2 separate regions of the Homo sapiens genome follow, and region 2 is linked to region 1. Evidence: chromatin loops called from intact Hi-C (ENCODE). Cell type or tissue: psoas muscle. All regions are shown on one strand. Each heading gives the region's core, and the rest is flanking DNA. Links, peaks and the distances in the headings are about the cores only. Region 1 overlaps VWA3B (von Willebrand factor A domain containing 3B). Region 2 has its middle 17 kb from the start of TMEM131.

The links. A loop is a pair of places that touch in the nucleus more often than their neighbours do. Peaks named below come from ENCODE experiments on the same cell type or tissue, not always from the same donor. Only the 100,000 strongest peaks of a DNase experiment are listed, where the experiment ranks them.
Region 2: a loop joins it to region 1, with 12 times the contacts of the local background. A loop is called at or near these places in 4 of 110 quality-filtered maps.

What each region holds. Positions count from the first base shown.
Region 1 is chr2:98,149,351-98,158,302 of GRCh38, reverse strand. All of the region lies in intron 7 of VWA3B (von Willebrand factor A domain containing 3B), which reads right to left. Among named protein-coding and RNA genes, the nearest start is that of VWA3B, 67 kb to the right of the region's middle. In psoas muscle, for the core only: no CTCF peak of the experiment used is centred there; no DNase peak of the experiment used is centred there; H3K4me3 peaks cover 290 bases; H3K27ac peaks cover 241 bases.
Region 2 is chr2:98,008,014-98,016,965 of GRCh38, reverse strand. No RefSeq gene overlaps it. Among named protein-coding and RNA genes, the nearest start is that of TMEM131, 17 kb to the right of the region's middle. RefSeq lists a cis regulatory region at 107-108 and an enhancer at 3,935-4,394. In psoas muscle, for the core only: no CTCF peak of the experiment used is centred there; no DNase peak of the experiment used is centred there; H3K4me3 peaks cover 477 bases; H3K27ac peaks cover 3,956 bases.

The DNA of each region.
Region 1 (8,952 bases), core at 722-8,721:
TGCCAACTGGATGGTAAATGTCTTAAGCATAGGGACAGTGTCTTTTCTTTCTTTGTATCCTCCACAGCACTCAGCCCAGGTTCTATCTAGTATTTTCTGCAAGAATTTCTGTCCTCCTTTTTTATTTTTCCTTATTACATAGAAACAGTTCTGGAGCACCTAATACATTCATTCCTCATGATTACAAGAAACTCTTCAGAGGGGTGTGCAAGAGACTCAGATCATCTGAGCACATGGCTATGCCCGAGGTATTCCAGACACTGACAATGACATCCCTTAAAACACGAAGTCATTTCCTTCTAGGTTCATGCCACAGTAAGCAAGACTTCCCCCAAGTATCTGAAGTACTATCGTTTCCAGGACAGGAGGAGAAAAGCAATTAGAAAGATAGGCAGGTGCGGTGCTGATCCAAGGTACAGTTCAATGTTGCCCTGGGAGAGGGCAGCCCAGAAACAAAACCACCCTCGGGACCCTTGAGTCCCAGACCATCCCCTCGGTCCTACTGTGGCTCATTGTTTGTGGCCCTGCCCAACCCCAGGACTCTCCGGTGAAGAACTGGTCCCGCCAGGTGGCGAGCTTGCAGTCTGCCTGACCCCCAAACTCCTATTCAGTCATGCAGATTTGAAAGACTTGAATATAACTATGAAAAGGCAGTATTTTCAGGAAAAAGTAGCACATACTTCTATTTTCAGAAAGCGATATAACATTAAAAAATATAATACACTGTGAGGTGCTAAACATTCCCAGAGACCTAAAATTACCATGAGGATCTGGTAAAAGGGCCACATTGCATCCATAAAGGGAATGAAAGCAGGAAAATCAGTGGTTTTTGTCATAATAAAAAAATTCCCAGTTATTTCTATTATATTATATGTTAAGATGTTTTGTTGTTGAGAAGTAATTAAACACCTGCTAGCTTGATCCAGCCCCACTGCCCTAACCACAGAGGCACAGTGTGGGGCTGCTCTCAGTCCCACCCTATGGAAATTAACCATTCATTAATTTAAAGTGAATATAGAGTCATTTCACCATCTGGATAACCATCTAATGTTTTATTGGGGCAATGAATAGATATGTTTCACAAGAGCCATTATGTTATCTTAGAAGCAATTTCAATATGAAGAATGGGCAACTTGAGCTATCGTCTAATACGTGAATGTGGCACCGTCCTCTGGGCCCTCTCCGTCTCTTCTAAATGGCACACTATAAAATGCAAATGTAATGCAGTCTAATTGTCCAAAATTCATTTAAATGGCACACTGTAAAATGCAAATGTAATGCAGTCTAATTGTCCAAAATTCGTTTAGAAAACCCAAAAATGAACCATCACCATTCTCCCCATGGTAAAGGGTAGGTGCTCCCCCAAACTTGGTGAGAAAAATGACCGCAGACTCCAGGATGCTATGGGGCTAGTAGACCATAAAGACCCAGGGAAGGAGACAGAGAAATAATATCTAAGGAACAGATGCAAAGATGCTCATCAACAAAGTTTAGCTGAATAAATCTATTCTACTTAGGATAAGTGATACCATTTATAAGGCATCAACTCAGGGGTAAATGTTTTATTGACATGTAAATTCAGAAGAACTTTATGAGTTTCCTTTAGAGCAAATTTACAAAAAAAAAAAAAAAAAAACTGAGTTTTTTTCAGTTTTTCCATCCAAGAAAAGGCCTGAACCTCTTTCTGTTCTAAGGGATCTATAGCGCATAAAAATAACAAAGACGGTGGCAGGGCTGCTCCTTGATTTCCCATCAACCAACTCTGAACCACAAAGAGCAGGGCTAGGACTATTGTTACTGGGGAGCAACCCCGCACCGGCATCTGCTCAGCCTCTGTCCTCAGCAACGGCCCTATCTCTGTGAGGATGGTTGTGTGCGTGGGCTACTGGGGACTGGATATCACTCACGTAGATGGATCTGCTCCCAGCTCTGCCAGATCATTCAGGAATGAGCAAGTTCTAGGAGGCTAATTATCTTCTTCAAATTCAGAAGACACTGACTTAGGAACTAGGAAGCCAATGCTTTAAAATATCCCCTTCTCAGTAGGACAATCTACTTGGAGAATCATCATTCACTCATTTATTCAACAACACCCCATCATTGCCGATTATATCCGGACACTGGAAATACAAAATGAACAGGAAACCATCCCAGCTCTGAGGAGGCCCTCACTCCAGTGCGGTCTTCCCAGAGTGTGGTCCTCAGAACCTGTGGCAGACGCCCCTGAAATGCTTGTCAGTGCAGATTCCTAGGCCCCACCCCAGACTCATTCTGAGGGTGGAACCCCAGGGAGCTATATTCTTAAAGCGTCCCAGTGATTCTTTGCAACAAAAGTTCACAAAGCTTTAGTCTAAGACGTGAGAGAGGCATGTAAATACATGATCACTCTCCAAAATATTCTTGGAGAAAAAAAAAGTTGGGTGATTTCCAGGAGCAATATTCTCATGCCTGGATGTCCCTGTGTCTGCCCTACAGAAATGCTCACAAGAGAAGGCAGCACTCCCTTTCCCCTGCACAGTGCTGGGAACCCCCGACACCATCTTCCAACACCCATTCCAGGCCACCTGTCATCCATATCTTCATAACATTCTACTGGTTCTAAGTGTCACCTATTTTAGATGTATGTTATAATGGCTGCTTCCTGCTGATAAATGGAGGAGAAAGAGGGGAAATGAAAATTTACCAGGTATCTACTATGTGCCACCGTGCTGGGAACTTAAACACGTTACCACATTGACTTGCAACAATTGCCTGAGTCCAGATCATCATCCCCGTTTTACAGATGAGCACACCGAGGCTCAGAGAAATTTGCCCAAGGCCACACAACTAATAAGTGGTGAGGTCAGGATTCAGCTTCAGGCTGTTAGTCTCCAAAGCTCCCCACCGCCACACTGGAACGCTGGCCTTGGGTATCCTGGAAAATTCTCATGATACAAGATCTACGTGAGCAAACCCATCTGTTGTGTGTTGATCACTTTTCGTTTTCCTTCAAGGGGCTTATAGACTTACCTCTTCCTACGTCTGAAACCACCCAGTTTGTAATTCTGATGCAGGTGGTGATGGTGGGTGAGCTGTGTCCCCAAGGTCAGGGGCTCCAGTGACATTCCAGTGAGCAGTGACACACCTGCTGGCTCCACAGCGATCTGCCTGTATTGGAATCGGCTGTCACCCACGGGGATGGCCCACCAGGTTATCAAGGCTGAGAGCTCTTGCTGGGCTTCCACTATCTGTAAGTTTGTCTTCTTCATTAAACCGTGACTTCCTTGAGGACAGAACTATGTTTATCTGTTTTTGTAACCACTCTCCCTGGTACCTTCCTGACACCTGGTCGAGACTTCCAAATAGGCTATTCCAGAACACAGGTCCCTTGAAGAGAGGGACCTCCTTTTTTCATCATTGTATCCCCAGAGCCCAGCACAGCACCCAACTTTGCAATAGTAAATGTGAAACGGATCTGTCACCCTGGAATCAGAGCCATCACCCTAAAATCAGAAATTCAAATGCAGTCGGAAATCTGCACTGGCTCTTTTCCCTGGCAATTCAATTTCATGTTTAAGAGTTTTGAGGGTTTCTCTCTGCCCCGTGTGTTAGGTGATGCAGGATGCCCGGATTCCCTTGATTATTTCAGTACAATTCTAAGGAGCTGATTGCACTGGCTGACCCAAGCCCTGGGCTGAGCCCACCCCTGCCCAGTGTCAAGAGGGCTACTTTAAACAAGACGTAGTGCAGCCAGGAGCCTAGAATAAAAATAGGTATGCCAGACATAAGCCCAAGACGGGAGTGGGAACAGAGGGGTTCCCTGGGCTTAGGGGCTTACTCTCCTTAGTTGGGAAAACGAGATCTGCAAACACCTCAGATAAATGTGTGCGCTAAGGGAAGAGGGCAAGGTGCAGGTGGACAGTTCTTAAGCTAATTGGGATCCTGCAGTAATGGAGGGAAGGAACAACCCCTAAGTCATAAGGCAGAAGCAAAAATGACATTCTGAGAATCTGGGGCTCCCCGCCGACTGGGAACCTTGTCTTTTATTCCTTTTGAATCTCCTCCTCCTCAACCCTAGTAAGTTTCTAAAGCACACAGGAGATGTTTAATAAATGCTTGTTAACTAACCAGAGGGCTATGTCAGAGCAGTAGAAAGAAATCCTGCTGGGCGCGGTGGCTCACACCTGTAACCCCAGCACTTTGGGAGGCCGAGGCTGGTGGATCACCTGAGGTCAGGAGTTTGAGACCAGCCTGGCCAACATGGTGAAACCCCGTCTCTACTAAAAATACAAAAATTAGCTGGGCGTGGTGACAGGCGCCTGTAATCCCAGCTACTCCGGAGGCTGAGGCAGGAGAATCGCTTGAGCCCTGGAAGCAGAGGTTGCAGTGAGCCGAGATTGCGCCATTGCACTCCAGCCTGGGTGACAGAGCGAGACTGTCTCAAGAGATTTAAAAAAATAGAAAAGAAATCCAAGGCAGCCCACTGTTACAAGGGGCAGGACTTTGAAGGGAATTAAAGTCTCTCAGCCTTGTCAGTTGCAACGTGGCAACAATTTTGGATGCACAGCCGCTCCGGCTCCATCCGCTGAATTCAACTGAATTTTAGCTGGAAGGAAGGAGACTTCTGAAAGAATCTCCCGCTGCCAGTAAGCCATAAACAGGCACCAATCAGTGCTTCTAAATTAAATTGGAGATTAGAAACAAAGAAGCAATGCCAAGCCTAAGTGATGGGCCAATACACTCTAAATACCTAATTAGAGATCACAGGTGTCTGCCAGGAACATGACTTGGTTATTTTTTCCCTTTAAGCATAGCAGCCTGAATGTGTCCTTATGTAAATAAAACTCAGTTTCATAATATTTAGTCTTAGTTCATGCATTTTTCTCCACCAACACAAAAAGCACAGTTTCTGAAGGTAGAATCACCCACATTTTTACAGCTACAATATTTTTGGACTTAAGAATAATACTGGTAGAGTATAGTAGCTGTTCTAAGGACATTTGCCAGGAGTACTGGACACAAACAAAACTACTCTCAGAAAAACATTACCTTTTGCTATTACCTAATATTTATTCTTTTGATTCATTCATTGCAGCCTTTCTCTTGTCCCATAAGCAAAATATGATAGTGAGCAGAGCGAGTGCTATTTGATAGTTCTAAACAATGAGCAGGGGCTGGCCAGAGGGCTGAGCTGAGAGGAGATGAAGCCAGGTGAGTACAGGCTAGAGACGAGAGCAATGATGGACAGATTAGTGACGCCTGTCGTGGGTGGGGTAGGCCTAGAAGTGAAAGGGTGAAAGGTATGCCATGTCGTCCAACGCTGGTCTACCAAACTGTGAGAGGGTTCTGTGTTGTTGGTACTTTGGGTTGTATACATGAAACCACCTTAAAGTTGAAAATATGCACCATTTGCAATGTGCCTCCTCTTCTCCCTTGTGTATAAAGTACAAAGCTCTGGCTTGAAGTGACAGCATAGAGTTCTGACCATGGCTTTCAGCCTGGGTGCTCATCCCACCACCAAGTCTGAGAAGCCTGACATCACACCATCTCAGAAAAGTCCACTGTTCGTTCCACTGCTGAGTCTAGATCCTGAGCTAGATGCATCAATGCCAAAATTGTTTACCTCTTTTAGCCTGATGCCAGGACCTCAGGGAAGATGTTTACTCTAATGTAATTTTACTAATCCATACTTACTATTTCAGTTTAAGTAAATTTTCAAGGATATACAGGAAGAGAACCAAAATAAAAGATGAAGCCTTCTCCAAACCCAAGAGATCAGAAGTCTTTTTCCTTACTGAGAAGGAGTCCCCAAACCACTAAATAGACTCCCTCCTCCTGTGCCGACAGGACCTTCACAACCTAAAAAGCAGCTGCTCAGAAGATTGGGACTGTCTGCCTTAAAGACACAGTCCCTGGAGAGCTTTAACCAGCAGTTAAAGTTCCTTCCCCAAAACAGCATCAAGCCCAGCCCACATGTGGGACAATCCATGCCTCCATGAAAGCTTCTGAGAATTGAAAATTACCATGTTCAATTTATAAATATTATTGCACCATTTACACTTCTTACTGAGCTCAGTCTGACAACAGAGAAGTAGGTGAAATTCACACCCAGAACAGGCCCCATGGCATAACCCTACTTACCACTGAGTCAGATTCTAGTTGTGGTAGAGGAAGGACAGGCACTCCTGATTTCCTCTAGAAAGGCCCCTGCGGCCTACTCCTAGGATCCACCTTGACAGATGGACTCATTTCCCATAAGAACAAAGTTTAACAGTACAGTATTCACTCCCTTGTTCCAAATTACAATTCATCCATCGTTATGCATGCAAATAAACTGGTTACTACCATGACCATTAGAAAAATGCTCTTTGTGACACAGGCTGCCAAATCCTTTTGGATTATTTCACTTTCCAGAACCAATATCTACAACAAAACCCACTTGGAATCCCAAGAAGAAAAAAAGGAAACTACCATTAATGGAATGTCAATTTTGTGCTAGACATTTCCATGTGTGTCGTATGCTTTAATTCTCCCAGAAACTGTACAAAGTAGATGTTATTATTCCGATTTTTATAAATGAGGAAACATAGCTCAGAAAGATTAGGTAACTTGCCCAAGGTCACACAAGTATTTAGTGGCAAAACTCAGATTTGAATCCAGGTCTGATCCCAAAGTTGATTCACCTTCCAGCAAACACTGTCTCCAAGCCAAAAAAGGAATCACAACTGTTCATCAAACGTTCACTTTCCTCCCCACCTCCGTGTGAGTGGAGTAGACCTCCCCACCCATTGCTGTAGGACATGAACATGTGACTGGCTCTGGCCAACTGGATATGACATGAGTGGGGGCCTTAAATGTGGCACATAGCGGGCCTCAGCTCAAGCTCATGCATTCACCACAATACGAATATACCCTGGATTGCTGGAAGCGGTGGCTCACACCTGTGATCCCAGCACTTTGGGAGGCCGAGGCAGGCGGATCACTAAAGGTAAGAGACCAGCCTGGTCAAAATGATGAAACTCCATCTCTACTAAAAATACAAAATTAGCTGGGCATCATGGCGGATGCCTGTAATCCCAGCTACTCGGGAGGCTGAGGCAGGACAATCGCTTGAACCCAGGAGGTGGAGGTTGCAGTGAGCAGAGATCGTACCACTGAACTCCAGCCTGGGCAACAGAGACTCCATCTCAAAAAAAAAAAAAAATTAGCACTAGTTAAAGGAGAGTCCATTCCATGTTAATCAAACTGCAGGTGACATGTAGACCTGTGATCAAGAAATAATGGCTGACATATTTCCACATTTGATGAAAACTGTAAACCAACAGGTACAAGAAGCTCAGCAAACCTCAAGTGCAAGATATATGCCATCAGGTGGCGAGAAGACTCAGTGGCATGTTTTGCTCTTGAAAAGGTGAGAAGCTTCAGAAGGCAAACGGAAATAGAAGGGAGGAACCAGGGAGGATATATGTCAGTCCTTCCTCACCCTCCAGAGAGTCAGTGGCATCTGTTAAAATCACACCTACAGACTGTCAGAGGATGGTGCGGAGATGAATCGAATTTTAGAATAGACAGTCTAGAATAGAATTTTCTTCCAGACTAATGTGGGGAAACCAGACACCATGTAGGCAGGCACAGGATCCCAGAGGGTGATGGGAATAGAAGAGTATGCCTCCTGCTCTAGAAGTTCACAGAAATTGGGCAAAAGGGTCTTTAGACACCACCAAGCCACAGAATCAAGGTTCGAGGCAATTTCACTTGATCCCTAGTGGGCAGGCACCACCATCACATCAGAGCCACCTCTGCACAAGTGCTCAGAGGGCTCCTGACTCAGCAGGTGCTATGAACCTGAGTCTGCTTCCTGTCCTCTGCCTTCATATTCTTTATAGTCAAAGAAGAATGACCACGAACTCCTGAAGGACAATATAAGAAAAACGTAAAATGTAATGCACTACCTAATGCACCACCTAAGCGGCTCACGTTGTCAGAGTCAAAACACTGGAAAAGCTTTCCATCACCTGGAAAGAGCAGTCCTGGAAAAACAAACACAGAAAAAACTTTCGGGAGAAATCCCTCCAAGGAATTAATGTACCTATAGGAATCTAAAGCAAGCACAGAATAAATAAATACTTTTACATGATGATACATCTATTTTTGCCTTTACAATGAAGCAACAAAGGAGATAAAATTGCTCTCAGCCTACAACTACTTTTTGTTTTCCTCAGAAGAAGCATTGATATAAGGAACTATCCTAAAATATGAGGCCTAAAAGTTGATAATAATTCATATATAACTAATTTATTTGCAGACACCCTTACAATTTATTTATCAAACTCATTATAAGAAATGAAGATTCATACAAATATCTACTTACCAATGAGTATCAAACATCAAAATTAAATGAAATCAGAACTTGTAGCAATGCATCTATCTGTTTATCTAGGCTTTAGTAATTTAGGTTAGAGCAGTCCAAAGTACTTTGAAAACTTTCAAAAACAATTATAGCTTTTTAAATCTCCAGTTGATAATTGATAATGAGGCGGGGGAATAGGGTCTGGAGGCAGGGAACCTAAGGCCGATTCACAGTGACTTCCTAGAACTAAATCAAAAGGAAACCCCAACTTTCCAAACCTAAGTAACAGAAGAACCAGAGGTACTCCCTTTGCAAACCCCACCCTCACACACCTTTTTTGCCTGGCGGATGGAAAATTGAAAGTACTTCTGACTGGTTGCTTTCCACAATCAATCAAACGTTTGCATAAGGTGTAAACTTTGCAACTTCATGTCAGCTTCTGACTGGTTTCTTTCCACAACCAATCAGACTGACTGCAGGCCACTACTTCATTTGCATGGGGTGTACATCAAGCGGCCAATGAGAAACCTCTAGAGGGTGTTTAAACACCAGAAAATTCTGTAACTGGGCTCTGGAGCCCCTATGCTCAGCCAGCTCACATCCTGTGGAGGGTACTTTCGTTT
Region 2 (8,952 bases), core at 696-8,695, 140 kb after region 1:
CCACCCTGCAATATTTAGCAGCATTAAGACAAGTCACTGCAATCCTCTGAGGCACAGTATTTCATGATGACTAGGAGCACAAACTCTGGGGCCTGATGGCCAGGGTTCATATCTACACTTTATCACTTGCTATCTGTATAACCTGGAGCAACTCATTTAACTCCCTTTAGCCTCAGATTCCCCATCTGGAAGATGAGGATAGTAGCCTCCTCTACCTGATGGGATGTGTGGGGATTAAATGAGATAATTCATGTAACAGAGCTACCAAGCCCGACACATAGAAAGCACTCAGTGAGCAGTGGCTGTTTATGTTATTACCTTTTCCTGCTTGTCACCTGCCTGCCACCACCTCCCCTCCTATGTTCAGTCAGTTATCAGCAGGCTCCCCTCTAGCTTCCTTACCCCTGACCTCCTGCCTGTCACTATCACCCATGACCAACACTTGTCCACCCATTCATACCCAGGGGCAGCCTGAGCTGCCAGCATGCACCCATCCTCACATGTACCTCCAGGGCTGTATGCACAGGCCCAACTCATCCCTCAAGGCCAGATTCAAGCTGAGTCTGCCTGTGAAGCTTCACCAACCCTTGGCCTCTCCCTTCCCTCCTGTAGCATTCATCTGGCCCACGTGATGAGCATTTGGCCATGTACCCCCATTGTTTCACATAGGCCAGAGTTCCTCCCTCAGAAAGATGACAGTCCTTCTGGGCAGAGGCCTAAGCTCATTCCATTTCCTTCTGTGACTGGCTCCTAAATTCAAGACCCAGGCAAGGGCCATGGCAGGATACTGAGAGTGCAACAGCACATCACGCCGTCTCTATACATGTCCCTTGAGGTCGCAATGATGAGATAGCAGCAGTCCCACAACCAGCTGCCTCCAGAGTCCAGGCAGCAGGTTCTATGTGAGATCTTCAAGGTTTTAGATAACTAAACCTTATACTCAGAGGTGTGATGTTATCTAAAATGGTTTGATGATCTTGGGCTGCATGAATAGAAGCTCAGTTTCCAGGACAAAGGCAAGGGTTTTGTGTCTTCTCAACTGGTGTGACATTGTGTTTCATCCCTGCACACTGATGGACTGTCATAGCAACACCAAGAATACACAAAAAAAGGGAAGCACCAATGTCTAGTAGTCTAGAAACGACCTCTGATGGGGAACAGCCAGAAACATAAGAATTTTCCATTAAGAAAATATAATCATGTGATGTCCTTTAATAAAGATTTTTAGGGTTTTTTTTTTAACCTTAAAATCTAGCATTCATAGTGATGTAGCTACAACATCCTAGCAAGCTGTTGTTATTGTTTTTTCAAAAAAAATCAAATTGCCATCTGCTAAACCTTGTTGATAAATTTATTTCGAAACATGCTTTCTTCTTCCTTTCTCCCATCCCAATCTTAATTATAGAAGAGCCAGCCCACAGTACTCTCCTCCAATCAGGGCTTTAAAACACTATGAGCTATCTCACACGAAATGTGAGGTCTGGAAATCAGTGGGAAGAATAGTCTGTAAACTGAGCATTCAGTGTAGGAAGACAGTGAATATTATCTTGAAAAACTGGAATTATGTTACTGAAGAAGTGTAAGGTGACTATTCATGTCTACATGAGATCGTAAGGAAGAGAGACTCAGCAGACACAGCCAATGGTGGGACCCACACTGCAAAACCTAATGATGATTAAACAGTCTGAGAGGCTTAAGATGCTCAGAGAAACAAAGGAAAGGACAGAATCCACAGGGCAGGGAGAGGATATTGGGGAAAATAAGGAAGCAAATAGAAATAAAATAGCCATTAAGGTTAAAACACTCCCTAGGCAAGTTAAACTAGATGACTAGATAGAGGACTTGTAGTTTGGAAGATGATTCTAAGGAAATCAGACCAAAACACAGAGAAAGAGCAGAAATTATGAAAGTGAAATCAACGTAATGTGAAGAGTAGAATGACAAATTCAATATAAATCTAAATAGGGATTTGAAGCAGAGAATAGGGAGAGTGAGGGAGAGGCAACATATTGAAGAGATAATGGAGGAGAATTCACCAGAATTGAAGAAGGGTGAGTGCTCAAACTGAAAAGGCACACGAATTATGAGCAGAATACATGAAAATAAATCCACCTGCAGTCGCACTGTAGTGATGCTGAGGAGTGTCAAATACAAAGACCAAATATTAAGATTTTCTTAAGAAAGGGAACTAATGTAAGTTACTGAGAAGCTATATCCTGTCTTTTCTGCTGGGCTGGTGGGCTGGTGGCTGGTGGCTGGTGGGTTGGTGGGCTGGTGGGCTGGTGGGCTGGTGACTGGTGGGTTGGTGGGATGGTGGGCTGGTGGCTGGTGGGTTGGTGGGATGGTGGGCTGGTGGCTGGTGGCTGGTGGGCTAGTGACTGGTGGGCTGGTGGGCCGGTGGTTGGTGGCCTGCTGAGCTAGTGGCTAGTGGGCCGGTGGGCTGGTGGGCTGGTGGCTGGTGGCTGGTGGCTGGTGGGCTAGGGGCTGGTGGGCTGGTGGGTGGTGGGCTAGTGGCTGGTAGGCTGGTGGGCTGGTGGACTGGTGGGCTGGTGGCTGGTGGTCTTCAACTTCCAGCCAGAGAATGCAGCAAGAACTGAGAAGTAGCCAGTTACTCTCCAAGTGAAGGTTAGGCTACTTGAGTGAGACATTTAGACCAAGAAGAAGGTGGCAACTTCATCCAAACCACTCTGCAAGGCCTCGTTGTTAAGATATGTTGATAACGTGGGCTTGGGCTTTCATTCTTTAACATGGGTGGGCATGCATGTGCGTGCATGTAGGGCAGTGGTGTTGGGCATCTTAAATTATCTGCAATCCATCTCCTACTTTTTAGTAATGTACATAAAAGGATAATGAAAGTCTCCCAAAGCAAAAGTTCTCAATCCTAGCTGCAGGTGAGAATACACTGACGCCCAGGCGGGCCCATGTTTAAACTCTCTGGAGAGTGACATCAATGATATAGATGAGTCTGTGTCACGGGGCCTCCTCCTCTGTCCATGTCCTGAAGGAACTCAGCCAGTGTGCCTGCAATACGTGTCAACTGCCTCTCTGAGCATCAAGTCCCGTGAGGGTCCCTGAGCCGTGATGGGGTTGCTGGTCCCCTGCGTTCTCCACCCTCTCGTAATCATGGTTGTGTCCACTGCATGCCCCCAGTCCTGTTGTAAACTTAAGCTTCACCACAGGCAGGGAAGAAAGACACTTTCTCTTTAGACAACTGGCTCGGCTAAAATGTAAATATGACCTTTGGGAACTGCTAACCTGACCACCCGAGGGTTGATTCCAGTAAAAAGAATATCTTCATCATTTTCACTTGCAGAATTACAAAGACATGACAAACATCGCGTTCTGTTTTAAACATCGTCACCCAGAAAGCTTTACCCCGGCTTTGGAGTCAGAGTCTGCTGGGATGTACTTGTTGAAACCACTTCTTTCGCATGTGGGAGGCTACACAAATTCCTGTGGTTTTGGGACCTTCAGTTTCTTCATCGGTAAAAAGAATGAGGGGGCTGGACTGGACTTTTGGCTTGTGGTCCGTGGGATACAGGGTTCAGACCTCCAGGAAACTCTCCAAATCAGGGCCTTTGCAGATAGGACCCAGGCTTTTGTATTTTAAGAAGCCCCCACAGATGATACTGACATACACTGCTGGCTACTGACCTCGATTACTTTAATTCCTAACATTTTATATTAAAACCCCCAGTTTGCAGACAAAGTAAAACAGTGTCTAATAATAGTGCTAAAAATTCCCTCACAAAATTTTAGTACTATGATTCCATTTAAATTGGATTTTTTCAATTATTTAGATAAATAATTAATTTATAATGAAAGAAATCCAAGTACCAACGCTGTATTAACCAATATGGCTCTAATATATATATACTCATCATTTAAGTGAAACAAAGTACTTGGTTTAGGAGGAATACTAATAAGAAATGCCTTAGTTAGGAAATGTTCTAAAACATTCATGATGAAAAAAGGGCAGTGTAGGAGTCTCCAAGCAAAACTACCTCATTTCATTACCAAATCATTAGACCTCAGAATCAGGTCTTACATCAGGGATGAAAATAAAGAACTGAAACTTACCCTGGAATTGAGAACAGAAACTGAAGCCATGGCTAAAAAGCAGAAGATAGCTGTAGAGAAAGCACCTTCTTGTCATAGCACCCAGTGGGTGAGCAAGGAAAAACTGATGAAAGGAAAATCCTGGTGGGCGAGGCTCAGGGTGCCACTGAGTGCTGGTCTCTCTGGCCTGTGTGGAGAGGCAGGAGCACTGTCTCAGCATCTGAGGATGAACTAGACACTACACCCCAGCACAGGTAGGGCGCACCTCAACTCCGACCCCTCACCTCTGGGCAAAGGTGGGGCAGGACTACAACTCTAAAGCTATTAAGTGCCTCATCCTGTCAAAGTCAAGCCTCAGAATAGAAACTGAGTTGACTTATAGAAAAATGAAGTTGTTTTTCCTTGCACATTTGTGGACTGGTACATATATATCCCCGCCACAGAGTCGCTGTGGTCGTTAGCTTTGTTTAACTCTGCTCTTTGGCTCAAATGGAGATCTTGGCATACCCTGAGTACCTTCCGGCTCCTTCTTTTTTTTTTTTTTTTTTTTTTTTTTTTTGAGATGGAGTTTTGCTCTTGTTGCCCAGGCTGGAGTGCAGTGGCGTGATCTCAGCTCACCGCAAACTCCGCCTCCCAGGTTCAAGCAATTCTCCTGCCTCAGCCTCCTGAGTAGATGGGATTACAGGTGTGCGCCACCACCCCAGCTAATTTTGTATTTTTAGTAGAGACGGGGTTTCTCCATGTTGGTCAGGCTGGTCTTGAACTCCCGACCTTAGGTGATCCTCCCACCTCGGCTTCCCAAAGTGCTGGGATTACAGGCGTGAGCCACCGCGCCTGGCCTTCCTGCTCCTTCTACTTCTTCAAGTATAGATTGCTCCTTCCTCCCTCCATTAGCAGTGGGAGAATTTATTCATTCACTCCCTCATTTCATTCATTCGTTCTATAAACACCACATGTCAGAGACAACACAAATGTCAGGCACATGTCAGGCAACACGTCAGGCAACACACATAATAGCAGGAGGCTGCGCATGGTGGCTCATGCCTGTAATCCCAGCACTTTGGGAGGCCAAGGCAGGCATATCACCTGAGGTCAGGAGTTTAAGACCAGCCTGGGGAACATGGTGAAATCTTGTCTCTACTAAAAGTACAAAAATTAGCCAGGTGTGGTGGTGGGTGCCTGTAATCCCAGCTACTCAGGAAGCTGAGGCAGGAAAATCGCTTGAACCCAGGAGGCAGAGCTTGCAGTGAGCCAAGATCATGCCACTGCACTCCAGCCTGGGCAATAAGAGTGAAACTGTGTCTCAAAAAAAAAAAAAAGAAACGGAAAGAAGGAAGGAAGGAAGGAGAGAGAGAGAAAGAAAGGAAGGAAGGAAGGAAGGAAGAAGAAAAAGAAAGAGAAAGGAAGGAAGGAGGAAAGAAAGAAAGAAAAAGAAAGAAAGAAGAGAAAGAAAAGCAGAGAACAGGACAAGTTCCTTTTCTCCTGAAGACTACATTTTGAAGGTGAGCGACAGACAGTAAACAAATAAATATATAATGTGTCAAGTGGTGACAAGTGCTCTGAAGATAAATATAGTAGGGAAAAGGAATGAAGAGAGACAGGAGGCAGATGCTATTTTAGAGGTGGTCAGGGAGGCCTCTATGTTGACCTGACATTTGAGCAGAGAGGTCTGTGAACTTATAAAAATGCTTTATACACAGGATAACCACAGATAATCAGCCAACTGGCACAGTAGGGGAACTATTCCCTCAGCAGTACACCCAGAGCCTTGTCACAGTGTAAGGCTGGATCAAATGACCTCTAAAAGAGGCGTAATTGCCAGCTGGGTATGCATCCCCACTGATGAAAGGGAAGCTGACCAAAAATAAAAACTGGTAGCACTAGAAATGGGCTCCCATTCAAAACAATGTTCCTGTAAACATATATTGAATTACTTATCAAAAGAGTAGACTGACAAAATCTAAATACCTAAAACTATCCAGAGTATTTCCCAATCATGTTTTTCCTTATACTGCATTGATCCGAAAATGTCGAGGAAAGGTTTAGAAATGCATGCTCCCCCAGGCACAGAGGCTCACTCCTGTCATCCCAACACTTTGGGAGGCCAAGGCAGGAGGATCACTTGAGGCCAGGAGCTCCAGACCAGCATGGGCAACATTGCAAGACCCCATCTCTACAAAAAAATTTTAAAATTATCAGGGCATGGTGGCATGCACGTGTAATCCCAGCTACTCAGAAGGCTGAGGTGGGAGGATCCTTGAGCCCAGGAGTGCGAGGCTGCAATAAGCTTTGATTGTGCCACTGCACTCCAGGCCAAGCAACAGAGCAAGACCTCATCTCTAAACAAAAATAGAAGTTCAAGGTCGCAATCATGTTCCAAGATTCCACAGAGACACACAATACGGCTTATGGAAGGCCTCCTCTCAACTGCAAGTGAGAAGCAGAAGGTGTGTGGAGGGTAGACAATGAGACTTCATGGTCAGGCGGGCCTGTGTCTGAATGGAACTGAGACAGGGATGTTAAATAACTTGCCCAAAAGCACACAGCCAGTGAGGCAGGAAGTCAGTATTAAACCTCAGGCAAATCTTAGGGGAATTATGCTGAGGGAGAAAAAAAAGCCAATCTTAAGAGGTCACATACTGTCTAATTCCATAACATTCTTGTGTAACATTCTTGAAATTACGAAATTATCAAAATGGAGAACGGGTTCCAGGTCAGAGGGGTAGGGAGGGAGGTGGCTGAAGCCATAGCAGGGTAGGATGAGAAGTCCTGTGGTGATAGAACAGGTCTGGGTCTTGATTGTGGTGGTGGTGTGATACCGAAATCTATGTGTGATACAGTTGCACAGGATTAAATACACACACACACACACACACACACACACAGGATGTATTAAAGCTGGTGGAATCTGAAAAAGCTCTGTGGATTGTTCCAATGTCAATTTCCCGGTTTCAGTAGTGTTCAGTAGTATGCAAGATATTACCCGTGGGTGAAACTGAATGAAGGGTTCACAGGATTTCTGTTTTTATTTCTTACAACTGTGCATGAATCTATAATTACTTCAAAATAAAAAGTTAAAAACCAACCAAACAAAAAGCAACTCAGGCAGTTGTAGGCTTGAGCCTAAGCCTTAACCATGATGTAGGGCCAGTAGCTGTGAAACTTTTATGAATCAAGAGATTTTTTAATTAAACAATTTCTATTATTCTGCAATGTTCTCTTTACCTTTTTAATGGACAAGGAAAATAAATCTAATTTAAAATAGCTTTCAAATGCATGTATTGAGTATTTTATCTAAATCCTTACTTTCTCATAATATAGCCCACATAAAACATCCCAATTCAACATAAGGGGAGAAAACAGCTTCTAAAATATCTGCATTTCTTTCACACATCCCCATTAAAATACAAACTTCTATAGATAGAAAAGTAATCAGGAAGCAAAAGCTTTAAAATAATCCTTGGCCAGGTGTGGTGATTCACGCCTGTAATTCCAGCACTTTGGGAGGCCGAGGTGGGCAACCCCGTCTCTATTAAGAATACAAAAATTAGCCAGGTATGGTGGCACATGCCAACATGGTGCAACCCCGTCTCTATTAAGAATACAAAAATTAGCCAGGTATGGTGGCGCCTGCCTGTAATCTCAGCTCCTGGGGAGGCTGAGGCAGGAGAATCACTTGAGCTGGGAGGCAGAGGTTGCAGTGAGGCTAGATTGTGCCACTGCACTCCAGCCTGGGCGACAAGACTCTGTCTCAAAAAATAAAATAATAAGCAAGACTCTGTCTCAAAAAATAAAAAAATTAGAAAAAATAATCCTCAATGTCCAGCACCATGGACTGAACTGTCCATGTAACACTCACGTGTTTCTACTGCATTTGTGGAAGGCTGTAGGGAGAAAGGAGTGCCTTTGCTCAGCATACCTTCTGCAAGTGTCCCCCAAATCCATAGTAAAAGTAACATCCCTTTTGTTCACCTTTAGTTGTTTAGATTTTTCTGAAATTTTACATTTTAGGCTCTGGAAGATACTATATCGCATGTACAGCAACAATCTGCGCAAACTGCTATGCTTAATTGTGGGAAAATGTATTTTTAAACAATCATTTACAAAGCAAATTTGAGATAGCACAGGATGGTGACCTGGCTCTGCAGAGACCACAGGCAAGGAGGCAGAACAGTCTGGCAAGACTGTGATCCGGGAATGCAAACCTGGGCCTGAGAAGGAGGGGAAATTAATTCCCCCAGAGAGGCCTGGGAGCCCTGGTGAACCCGAGAGCAGGGAAAGGACCAGCTCGACCCATGAACTCCTGGGAAGAGCTGGGGAGCCAAGATCCTCTTGGCCCCAAGCAAGGCAGCTTAGGGACAGTCACAGGGCACAGGCCTGGGGGGCTGCACCAGCAGCTCTGGAAAACCTGGCTCTCCTTCACTTACTCTGCCTGCCCCTTCTCCCTTCCTATAATAGGAAGAGATTGCTTGAGAAAAAAATTAAATAATATTTTCATTGTAAATTTGAGAATTTATCAAAGAGAAACATTTTCTGCTCTTGGGCCTCAGGCAGCTGCATGGTCTGCATCCCAAGACCTGGGTGCTAGGTGATAATGACAAGAGCTTTGATGGGTATGGTGCCAGAGCAGAGCTCAAGAGAGGATGACTTGAGCAAAGATTTGACATGTAGTTCATTTCCCTCTCCTGCTTTTTAGTATTTGTATTTGATTCCAGACTTTCCTACTAAGTACCTGTAATCCCAGCACTTTGGGAGGCCAAGGTGGGAGGATCACTTGAGTTCAGGAGTTCAAGACCAGCCTGGGCAACATAGTGAGACCCCCCCCTCCCTCGCCGGCTCTGTTAAAATAAATAAAAATTAGCTGGGTGTGGTGGTGTGTACCTGTAGTACCAG